Regions from separate parts of the Homo sapiens genome. Here region 1 is linked to region 2. Evidence: read pairs that join two places in POLR2A ChIA-PET (ENCODE). Cell type or tissue: CD4-positive, alpha-beta T cell. All regions are shown on one strand. Links, peaks and the distances in the headings refer to the core of each region. The heading gives the core; the rest is flanking DNA.

The links. ChIA-PET counts read pairs that join two places held together with the same protein. Peaks named below come from ENCODE experiments on the same cell type or tissue, not always from the same donor. Only the 100,000 strongest peaks of a DNase experiment are listed, where the experiment ranks them.
Region 1: POLR2A ChIA-PET joins it to region 2 with 8 read pairs; 1 of 35 experiments calls an interaction of 5 or more read pairs at or near these places.

What each region holds. Positions count from the first base shown.
Region 1 is chr4:3,194,681-3,200,054 of GRCh38, reverse strand. HTT (huntingtin) reads right to left here. Exons shown (of 67, transcript NM_001388492.1): 41 at 116-323. Among named protein-coding and RNA genes, the nearest start is that of MSANTD1, 52 kb to the left of the region's middle. In CD4-positive, alpha-beta T cell, for the core only: no CTCF peak of the experiment used is centred there; no DNase peak of the experiment used is centred there; H3K27ac peaks cover 676 bases.
Region 2 is chr4:4,941,292-4,946,665 of GRCh38, reverse strand. The region is part of intron 2 of LOC101928306 (a long non-coding RNA gene); the gene reads right to left. Among named protein-coding and RNA genes, the nearest start is that of CYTL1, 75 kb to the left of the region's middle. In CD4-positive, alpha-beta T cell, for the core only: no CTCF peak of the experiment used is centred there; a DNase peak (open chromatin) is centred at 2,515; H3K27ac peaks cover 961 bases.

The DNA of each region.
Region 1 (5,374 bases), core at 266-5,265, 1.7 Mb after region 2:
CTCACAAAAAATGGAAAATGAAAATGCTTTAACGGTGGCCAAAGCTCAGGTTACTGGGAGTCTCAGGACAGGGTGCTGGGCTGGCGCCCTGGGCTGTGGGGCATTATGAACCTACTTCGGGGTCTGCTGCACTTCTGCCCACCAGCGGTAGTCGGTGTGGTTGACAAGCAGCAGTATCTGACACCAGAGCAGCACCAGGGCCGGGTGGGTGGTGATCATGGAACGAGCCCGCAAGTTCAAGCTGTCCAGGGTGTAGAAACTGCCGCCACAGCCATCACTGCGGAACAGCCTAGTGGCAGCTGCTGTGATTCTCCGGAACATTCCTAGAAACAAAGTTAAGGAGAAATGTCTTTGCTTTCATCTCGGTCCAGTGCCACATGGCTACGCGAAGATTTTACATAAAAATGAAACAGGCTGAGTCGTCTCCCATACTTACGTATTCAGAACACCTGGCATTTAGAAAATTCTGATTTTTCTAAGCAGAAACAGATATCCTACTTTTTTTTTTTTTTTTGAGATAGAGTTTTGCTCTTGTTGCCCAGGTTGGAGTGCAGTGGCGCAATCTTGGCTCACTGCAAACTCCACCTTCCGGTTTCAAGCTGTTCTCCTGCCTCAGCCTCCCAAGTAGCTAGGATTACAGGCGCCTGCCACCACGCCCAGCTAATATTTGTATTTTTAGTATAGAGGGGGTTTCACCATGTTGGCCAGGCTGGTCTTGAACTCCTGAGCTCGTGATCCACCCGCCTCAGCCTCCCAAAGTGCTGGGATTAAGGCGTGAGCCGCCGTGCCTGGCCAATATCCCACTTATTTAATGGACTGGTCAAGAAAGCTAGCATTCCTCCTCTCTCACTGTCGACCTCCACATTGGTCGGCAATGCCAAGCCCTCCAGGAGCTCCAAGCCAAGAGCTGCGAAAGTCTGAACACAGCTCCTGGAGAAGGAGTCAGGGAACACTCAGCGCCTCGAATCACTGCACTCGGGCCACAGCGGGGCCCCCACAGGACTGAGCCACAGCTACACAGGCAGGAACAGCACTCGGCACCTGCCAAACTCAACAGCTCCTGGGCTTGCTAAGGACTGAGGGACAGAAATGCTGAAGGAGGCCAGGTGAGAAAGCAGGACCCCCCTGCGGTCCAGGCTCTGTGTGCCCTCTGCAGGCTCCTGACACCTGACAGCCAAGTGGCCTCTGTGCCCGGCCATGGAGCATCCTGGGCCTAGGCAGGCCAAGCGGTCAGCCTCCCCACACACAATGCTGGCACCTCAGCAACACACTCAGCTAGATTCTACCGGCAAATTTCTCCACAGCATCCTTCTCAGGGCTCCAGGAATCATGACTTCATTCTATCCTCTCCTTTGGATAAACAAGGTCAAAGGCACAGAGACATGCACAGGCTGCAAAGCCCAGCAGGGAGAGGCAGCAAGACTTGGGAAACAGAGAAAGGCCCAGCTGGCCAAGGCCACCCTCTCCCCCAGATCTGGGCTGCCTGGCATCACTGTTGGGATCAAAATTTTATTTCTGATTTAAATTTCAGGCCGGGTGTGGTGGCTCACGCCTATAATCACAGCACTTTGGGAGGCCAAGGTGGGCAGATCACTTGAGGTCAGGAGTTCGAGACCAGCCTGACCAACATGGTAAAACCCTGTCTCCACTAAAAATACAAAAATTGGCCGAGTGTGGTGGCGGGTGCCTGTAATCCCAGGTATTTGGGAGGCGGGAGCACAAGAATTGCTTGAACCCAGGAGGCAGGGGCAGCAGTGGCCAAGATCGTGCCACTGCACTCTAGCCTGGGCAATGGAGCGAGACTCTATCTCAAAAAAAAAAAAAAAAAAAAAAAAAAAATCAACACATCCCCAAAGTGAAAGGGTCCTAAAACAGGTAAAAACAGAGTACAGGCTTTTTAGGGCTCCACAATGCCTTAAACTATAACCTGAGACCAAGGAAGCGAGCTAACAGAAGCAGCACACTCAGAGAATGCAGACCAGGTCACGACGAGGAGTTCTAATGCCTTGTCTCTGGCTCCTCCAGGTTTCCTGGGATTTCTCTACACTTGCTTCCTGGTCAGCATTGTCCCCTCCAGCCCATTCTGCACTGGCCTCATCCTTCTGTGGGGCCCTCTGTTCCTGCATGGGCCCCCTGAGTGAAGAGGCATGCACTGCCTTCAAGGAAGATGCAGCCAGGCCACAGAGCACGTGCAGGGACAGACCCGGGATGTAGGGGTTTTGAACAGGTAATAGAAACCCACAATCCAAGCTGTGTTCTAGGTGGCTGAGTGTCAACACAGGCTCTGAATCAGACTGCCTGGTTCAGATCGTGGCTCTACTGTCTACTACCTGGGTGACCTTGGATGCACCTTACCTGGGGCCTCAGCTTCCTTAGGTGTAAGATGGAATTAAGAGCAGTATCTGTTCGCAGGGCTGTAATAAGGAGCAAACAGGAGAACCCAGGTAAAGGGCTCAGCACTGCACAAGGCATGGAGGAAGTACTCAGCCCCCGGGGTGGCAGCTGCTGGAGCCTATTAGGGAAGTTCAGGTGGAAGATGAGACGGACTCTGAGGGCCACCTCCTAGTAGATAGAGAGGAGGAGGTAAGGTTAGGGTTCCTGGGGTAGCGGGAGGAGGAACATACTATGATGCTGGGATTCTGAACATCCCTAATGATCTAATTAACAAGAAGAGGCCCTGGAGAGTGACAGTGGTGCTAGTTCAATTTTAAGTGCAAGTCTGAGGTACTGGCAGGACAAGTCCCGTGTCGAGAAGCTGGATGCCAGGACTACAAGGACCAGCAAGAGAAAGTTGTCCATGAGAGCAACAGCCAAGGTCACAAAGGGGATGGACCTACCAAGGCCAAGGAGAGAGGCAGAAACACAGAGAAAACAGTAACGAGAGACCATGGACAGCAACTCGAGGAACACAATCAATTAAGTGGCTAGACAGAGAAGACCCCACAAGCTACTGAGTGACAAGAGGGCAGCTCCACAGAATCAAGCTGGAGGGCCTAGGATGAGAGAGACCTAGAAAGAAAGAACACAGGCAGCCTCTGCAAAGGCCTTTTTAGTAAAGAGGGCAAGAGGCAGGCTGCCATGGCTTGAGAAACAAGAGGGAAACAAACCACCATGGGCAATGAGAATGGAGTGTACACAGAGGGAGGGACCCCTCATGAAGGAAGCAGGAGGGCACAGGAAGTGCTGGTTTGTTTTTCATTTAAGGCTGGCTTAGTGTGGCTGTTAAGTGTAAAAGAGCAGCTACAGGCAGGAAAGGAAAGGTAAGACATACATGTTTCGCTACGGTGAAGTATGCAATGGATTTTTTTTTTTTTTTCAGACAGGGTCTCACTCTGTTTGACCAGACTGGAGTACAGTGGCACGATCACAGCCCACTGTAGCTTTGGCCTCCGGGGCTCAATTGATCCTCCTGTCTCAGGTTCCTGAGTAGCTGGGAGTATAGGTGTGCGCCACCATGCCCAGCTAATTTTTGTATTTTCTATAGAAACAGGATTTCAACATGTTGCTCAGGCTAATCTCAAACTCCTGGGCTCAAGCAATCTGCCCACCTTGGCTTCCCAAAGTGCACAGGATTACAGGTGTGAGCCACCACACCTGGCCTGCAATGGATATTTTTAAATAAGCATCAAAGGCAAAATTCAATTCCAGAGAATCCAGAAGGATGTGGCGTCAGGAAGCAGACATAAGAGGGGCCAGGAAGCCGGCAGGAGGATGAGGATGAACTTGGGGACAGGATAGAAGGTCCCCTGTTCCGCTGGGATGTTATGAGGAACCCAGGGTCCCTTCCAGGTGGAGGGAGGAACAACTGGACAGAGGCTCATGAGAAGGATTCATCACTCTCTCTGCGGAGAGCAAGGCAGACACCTGCTGGGCATGGTGTGGGCATATCAGAATAGCAAAAGCTTTAGAAGGCATGGCACTCGCTGCAGCTCATTCTGAAGCCACCACTAATCCCATGGTGACACCCGCCTGGTCCCCTCCTTCCAAGGGTTTCCCTGACTTTCCTCATCCTGGAATCACCTGTTTTTATCCTCACAGAAAACACATCAGAGACCACAGTGCTGCTGCTGGGAAGCAGCAGGACGACGTCTCTCAGTCCCCTTTTACAGGGTGGGGCTGTGACCTGTCACCACGAGAGAACACCAGCAAAGGCATGCCTGTCACTTATCCAAGGCCACAAAGCCTTCTTTACCTTCCCTCTCCTTGTCCCCAACCAGACACAGAGGATGTGAAGGCCTGGAGAACAGAACCAAAAGAAGGAAAGGAGCCTGGGTCCCCGAATTCCCACATGGAGGAAAACCATCCGTGAACCAAGAACACCCTCAATACATTGTCATAAAACCAAGAAACAACCTTCTCTGGTGTGAAGCCATGGAAATGTTGGTTTATTTGTTACAGTAGCTACCATTACCTAACAAAGACAACAGTGGCACTGAGAACGTGGCTGAGATGAGAAGATGCTTCTCGGTGGAACCTCCCTTCCTAGGGTCCCGAGTAGTGATGAGCAGCAGTCTGAGACAGAAAGAAGGCAGAGCCTGTGGATCACAAGGGTGGCACAGGGGAGCCAAAGGGACTCAGGGGAAGAGAAAGGGACCAAGTGCCCGGAGACCACGATGGCAGTGCAGGAAAGGAGGCGGGCAGGAAGGCGGATGCAGGCTGCACCCAGAGAAACAGCTACAGCTGCACGCAGCAGCTCCGCAAGCCGTGTTTTTGTGAGCTAAACAAAGAAATATTAAAAGGAACAATGGAAGCAGGAATTGGAAATAAAGAATGCTGTTTTCAAAACAGGCAGGATGTGGGATCGCATCCCAATTCCACCATCGAGAGCTCCTAGGGCAGAAACCTCTCTGGGCTGGGCTTGTTCAGCTATGACACAGAGAGAACCATCTCTTCTCCACGCCACACAGTGACTGGGGCCCATGGTGGGTATTCTGAAAGTGGCAGCGGCTACACTCACCACTATCAACCCAAGAAGTGGCCTGATGAGAGAAAGATCGATGGGCAAGAAAGAATGCTTGGGTTTTCATTCTTGGTTTTGGCACAGGATCTTTTAGAACTTAAGCACAAAGCGGGAAATACTTCACAGAGCAGTTCTAAGAATTAACTGGGATAATTAAAATTAAACCTACCACATACCCATGAGAAAATTCCATTGCTCCCAGCATTATAATTGTTAGTAGCCCTGTCCTTTCCCCAAGCATGAACTTGAATCAATGTCAACTTTATTACTATAGAAAGGACCACTTTCTCTCTCTTCCAGTATTCCTGCTTTGCCCCAAAAAGTGGAACCACAGACGCTTTGGAAAGGACAGGGAAGAGCTGTCGTGCAGCCATCCCCTCTGCCACAGAGGAAGGGGTGAGCATGCCTCCGTGA
Region 2 (5,374 bases), core at 117-5,116:
ACCACGAGGCCTGTGGCAATAAACAAGTCACTTCAACTCACTGTGTGAATCAGCTAGGGCTGTGGAACAAAGTACCACAGCCTTGAAGCCTTCAACATCAGAAGTGTATTCTCTCACAGTTCTGGAGGCCAGAAGTCCAAGATCAGGGTGTGGGCAGTGTTGGTTCTTCCCGAGGGCTGTGAGGGGAGGATAAGTTCCAGGCCCCTCTCCTTGGCTTCTAGATGGCCGTCTTCTCCCTGTGTCTTCACACGGTTTTCTGTCTGTCTGTGCCTCTGTGTCCAATTTCCCCTTTTTGTGAGGACACCAGCCATATTGGATAAGGGGCCACTCTAACCCTCCGTTTTACTTAATTACATATTTAAAGCCTCTATTTCCAAATACTGTCACATTCTGAGCTACTGGAGGTTAGGACTTCAACATATGGATTTGGGAGGACACAGTTCAGCCCCATAACACTGGCCAAGTCCCAGCCTTCTGATCTGTACAATGAGATTGTTGTATTCATTCCTCTTTCCCCCTTTTTAATTAAAAACTCCTTTTGGATCCTCCTCCCTGAGGCTTCCTATTTTTCATCAGTCAACCAACTTTTATTCATCTCCCATTATGTCCCACGCCCCTGTGCTAAGCTGGGCAGAACCCAGATGGCCCTGAGGGTTCCTTCAGTCAAGAGCAGAACTCAGGCTACAAGCAGATGCTCTGGTGGAAGAAAGTTCCAAATGCCATGGGAGCCCAGGGAACCACTCTCTTGGGCAGTCAAGGAGGAACCCCCAAACTGATCTGAAATAATGAATAAAAGTTCACTCACTAGGGAGAGCTTGGGGCTGTGGGAGGGATGAGTGCATTCAGAGCAGAGGCAGCCAATGAAACATGGATATTTTTTGGCTTGCCAGAAAATCTAGACTCCCCTGTAGATCCTCCTGATGCCAGAAAAACTGGCAAGCCAGGACCCAGCATGACATCCAGCCCCCATCCCATCTGATACGGTTTGGCTGTGTCCCCACCCAAATCTCATCTTGAATTGTAGCTCTCATAATTCCCATGTGTTGTGGGGGGGACCCAGTGAAAGATAATTGAATCATGGGGGTGGTTCCCCCCACACCGTTCTTGTGGTAGTGAATAAGTCCCAAGATCTGATGATTTTATGAGCGGTTGCCCTTTTCACTTGGTTCTCTCAATTTTCTCTTGCCTGCCACCATGTAAGACATGCCTTTTGCCTTCGGCCATGACTGTGAGGCCTCTCCAGCCACATGGAACTGTGAGTCCATTAAACCTCTTTTTCTTTATAAATTACCCAGTCTCGGGTATGTCTTTTTCAGCAGTGTGAAGATGGACTAATACACCATCTCTTTCAACTGTCCTCCAGCCTCCTGCCTGCCCTGCTATGGCACAGCCCCTGCCTCTGCTGCTCATGGGCCTCTTTAGCTCATCCTCCCGGCCCCCAGCCACTTCCACCCTACACTGGGCTCCAGGGAGGTGAGCTTACAGGCCAAGGCAGGCCACCTGGATAGCCCATGGAACCCCTTCCCTACCATTCCAATAATGCTATTTCCATGCACAGTTGCACACATGTGTGACGGTGTGTGTATGTGTGTGGGGGGGTGTATGAGAAAGAGAGAGAGACAGAGAGAGAGAGAGAGGTTTTATCCAGAGGAAATTAAGTCTCCCCATGATCTGCAGTGCCCAGACCTGGTCTGTTCAGTTCAGCTATCTAAGCTGCAAGTTTCTCTATGAGCAAAATGGGGGAAATAAGACCTAAAACCTAATTAATAGAGTTAATACATGCAAAGTGCTTAAAAGTCCACCTCAAATGTTCAAATAATGCTCACTGGCTAGTTTTATTGTATGATTAGTGCACAGATTTGTTGTTTCAATTAAATGAGATGCTATGTACAAGGGACAAAAACAATGCCAGGTAAACTGGAGCTGCTCAATGAGCAGTTGATGTTAATTTTAGGGATAAATGCTCAGGTCCAAAAACTTTGGGTTGATGACCCCAGGCAGAGTTGAAGTAGCCAAAACTCCCTCTCATTGGCCTGCATCAGAAGGTACAGGGTCAGGGATAGTCAAGAGCATTAACCAACCTGTGCTGAGTGCCTCTGTTTGCATTGCTCTGAAATTACTTAATATCCATAATATTAGAGGATGAACCATTTAATTACGCATTTCATTTACTCTCCACTACTCTTGCCCCCATCTGAAAGAGGAGGAGGCTGAGGCACAGAGAGACTAAGTAATGTGTCAAGATCACACAGCAGGTGAGTGTTGAAACTCTGCACAGGGCACAGGGCAGAGCTCTTTCTCTCAGGAAGCAGAGCTGGTCTTTGTGCAGAATCAGTTCTACCCAGCCATTCACTCCGAGAGGCAAAAAGGGGCAGCTGCTGGACCATTTGAAGTCCCCAACCCATGTGATAGAAATGCCTCAGCTGCCCACAGCCTGCCAAAACAGACCTTCACGTCACGGGCTGGTTCCCTCGCACACGGAGTCAACCAGCCTGAAACCACCATTGCGAATCTGTTTCCTGTTTTGACAGCTCACAATCCACCGTGCCACTGCTCTTTCACAAGTCTCCTCTGCCAGCCAGGCTGCTTCTGAAGCTCAGTCATGCTTTTAATAAAGGGCCGGCGGGGGAAATCAGTCCCAGGGAGCACTGCACAAATGTACGGGCTGAGAGGCTGCCGTTCAAATGTGTTCATTGTCCACAGACTCCCCTGGCCTCCAGGGTGCAGAGGCCTTCAGCCTCCACCAGTTTCTCAACCCCACTCTGAAAGGCAGGGGGTGATGAGAAGCATTGCTTGTGGCCTGGTCCCTCATGGTAAAAAGCTGGTAGTATCACACCCCCACCCCACAACCCCTGCCTCAGCCTGGCTGTGTGTGTGTGTGTGTGTGTGTGTGTGTGTGTGTGTGTGAGAGAGAGAGAGAGAGAGAGAGAGAGAACTTTCCAACAAACTCAAGCTCTGCCACTAACTAGCTGTGTGACCCTAAGAAGTCACTTATTTTTGGAGCTTAGTCTTCTCAACTGGAAAATGAGGGGCTTGGACAACAGTGATGTTTTCAAACCCAGAAGAATCCTAGAAATTTCTGGTTGTGCTTGGCCGATTTGAAAATCCTGGGTTTGATAAAAAGATAATTCGGTTCTAGAAGCCATCACCATTGTCAGAATCAACATTCGTTGAGCCTGGTGGGGTTCAGGATGTTGCCCTGAGAGCTGGGGTACTGAGAGGTATTATATCATTTTGTTCCATGCCAAATTGCTATTGCCTTAATAGTAGCTTCAGTTAACTGATAAAGCAATCAAATAGCAAGTATTTAGTGCCATCGTGGGCCAGGGAAAAAGCCAGAACCAACCTGAACTGTTCCCTGGGTTCAAATTCCACAATATTGCTGAGCTCAGAGCCCCATCTGTAAATTGTGGATTCTAATGCTTCCCTCTGAGTTTGTGAGAACCAAGGAATTGACATTTGAAAATGCTGGACACATCTGTGGTCGTCAATAATATGCCAATTTCTCTTTCCCCCAATTATCAAAGTTTAGGGGCTAGACTGTGCCACAGAGAATAAAGATAAGAACTTTTGGCTTGAAGAACTGTTTTATTTGGCTGAAGAGAAAAGACAAACACTGAGCGTGGCTCTGCAAGCCTGCTAGGGATTTTTGAAGAAAACATTTACAATCTATCTATAGAGATGAGTAATTACTCCTCAAAGCAGGTAAAACTCTGGCTTCCCAGGGCGCCTCACCTAGATATTTTTCTAGAGTTCCCCTTTGGAAACCACTTTTAAAACCAGAGAAATGTTTTTCAAATGTATCACTGTTGTTGCCAATTCATTCATTCATTCATTCATTCATTCACTCAGCAAATATTCATTGGAATAAGTACTACATCTTAGTGTTTGAGATACCACTAGGAAGTGCAATTGTAAATACGATGGTAAAGCCAGCCCTCAGTGTCCACATGGGACCCATGGGTACTGAGAGCTGATTAGAAGATATTTGAGCATCCATGGATTTTGATGTCCTCGGGGGTCCTGGACCCAATCCCCCATGGATACAGAGGGCCAACTGTATTCCTATTGTTATTTTATCATGGATGCTGTGGTTGTTGCTTTCATTACTTTTGATAATGATATCCCTGTTCTAAAGCAGCCGATAGCCTGGATTTGATTAATTTTAGCATCAGAAGTTATTTGGAGCTAAGTATAGCAACTCAAGAAACCTATGACGTGGGGTAATAGTAAGAATGTCTTCACAGTGCTTTCTCATAATATGCTTTTCCATCAAATCATTTACTGTATCCTGGTAAGACCTCTATTAAAAAGGAGCTATTTCTCCTACTATACAGAGAAGAAAAATAAGGCTCAGAGAGAGAAAAGATCTTGTCGAAGTTCACATAGCTAAAAAGTAGCTGAGCTGCCATTAAAATTTAGGTCCCTGACACAAGTCAGTAGGACTGTCACATAATAACCTGGCCAGTTATCTCACGATTATGGAAGATTTCATTAATAGCCCCAAATCCTCACCCCTCCCTGTATCACACTCTTTGCCATATGATTATTTCAGTTTTATCTCTTAAAAAAAACAAAAACAAAACAAAAAAAAAACAAAAAAAACAAGACTATTTCCCCACCCATTGACTTGGAGTTCAGCCACATAGCTTGCTTTGGTCAGTGGAATGCTAACAGGTGTGACATCACCAGTGGCCGGGATGTGTTTGGGTGGTTGGGTTTTTGTACCATTGACATGAGAAAAGCACACCTGGGTTAGAGCCTTGGTCTCTGGAGGAGGATGAGAGGTCTGTGGGGCCTGAGCTGGGCTGCCCCAGGGGAGCCTGGCTGAGCATGGGCCAAGATCAGTCACCCTCCAGCTGACCTCTGAGCTAACTAAATGCTGATTGTTGTGTGCTGCTGAGATTCTGGGTTTGTTGGTTAGGTAGTGTTATTGTGGGTAATATATATCTTCTCATCCTGTTTTTAGGGCTCAGTGGCAGCTACAGTATGGAGCAGTTCACCTCAGTGTGAGATTGAGTAGTACGAGGACTTACCTAGTGGCTAAGAACAAGATATATGTGACATGTGTTCTTAAGCATTTATCCTACTGATAAGTCATTCAAAGCACTATTTCTATGTTAAAAACACACTTGGTGTAGTATACAGCAAGATGGAAGGTATGCATGAATGAAGATCAAGTATTAGATTTTTATCACATTTTTCTTGTTAGAGGAACCCACTGTAAACTTTTCTCCCAGAACCCTTAGGACGGCCTCACTCTTTAACAGGAGTGCTTTCATGGAAAAATGAAACACTGGTCTAGTGGAAACTTGGACCATGAAGTACTGAGAGAAAGTTCTAGTGTTTTCCAACTGTATGATGCTAGGCAAGT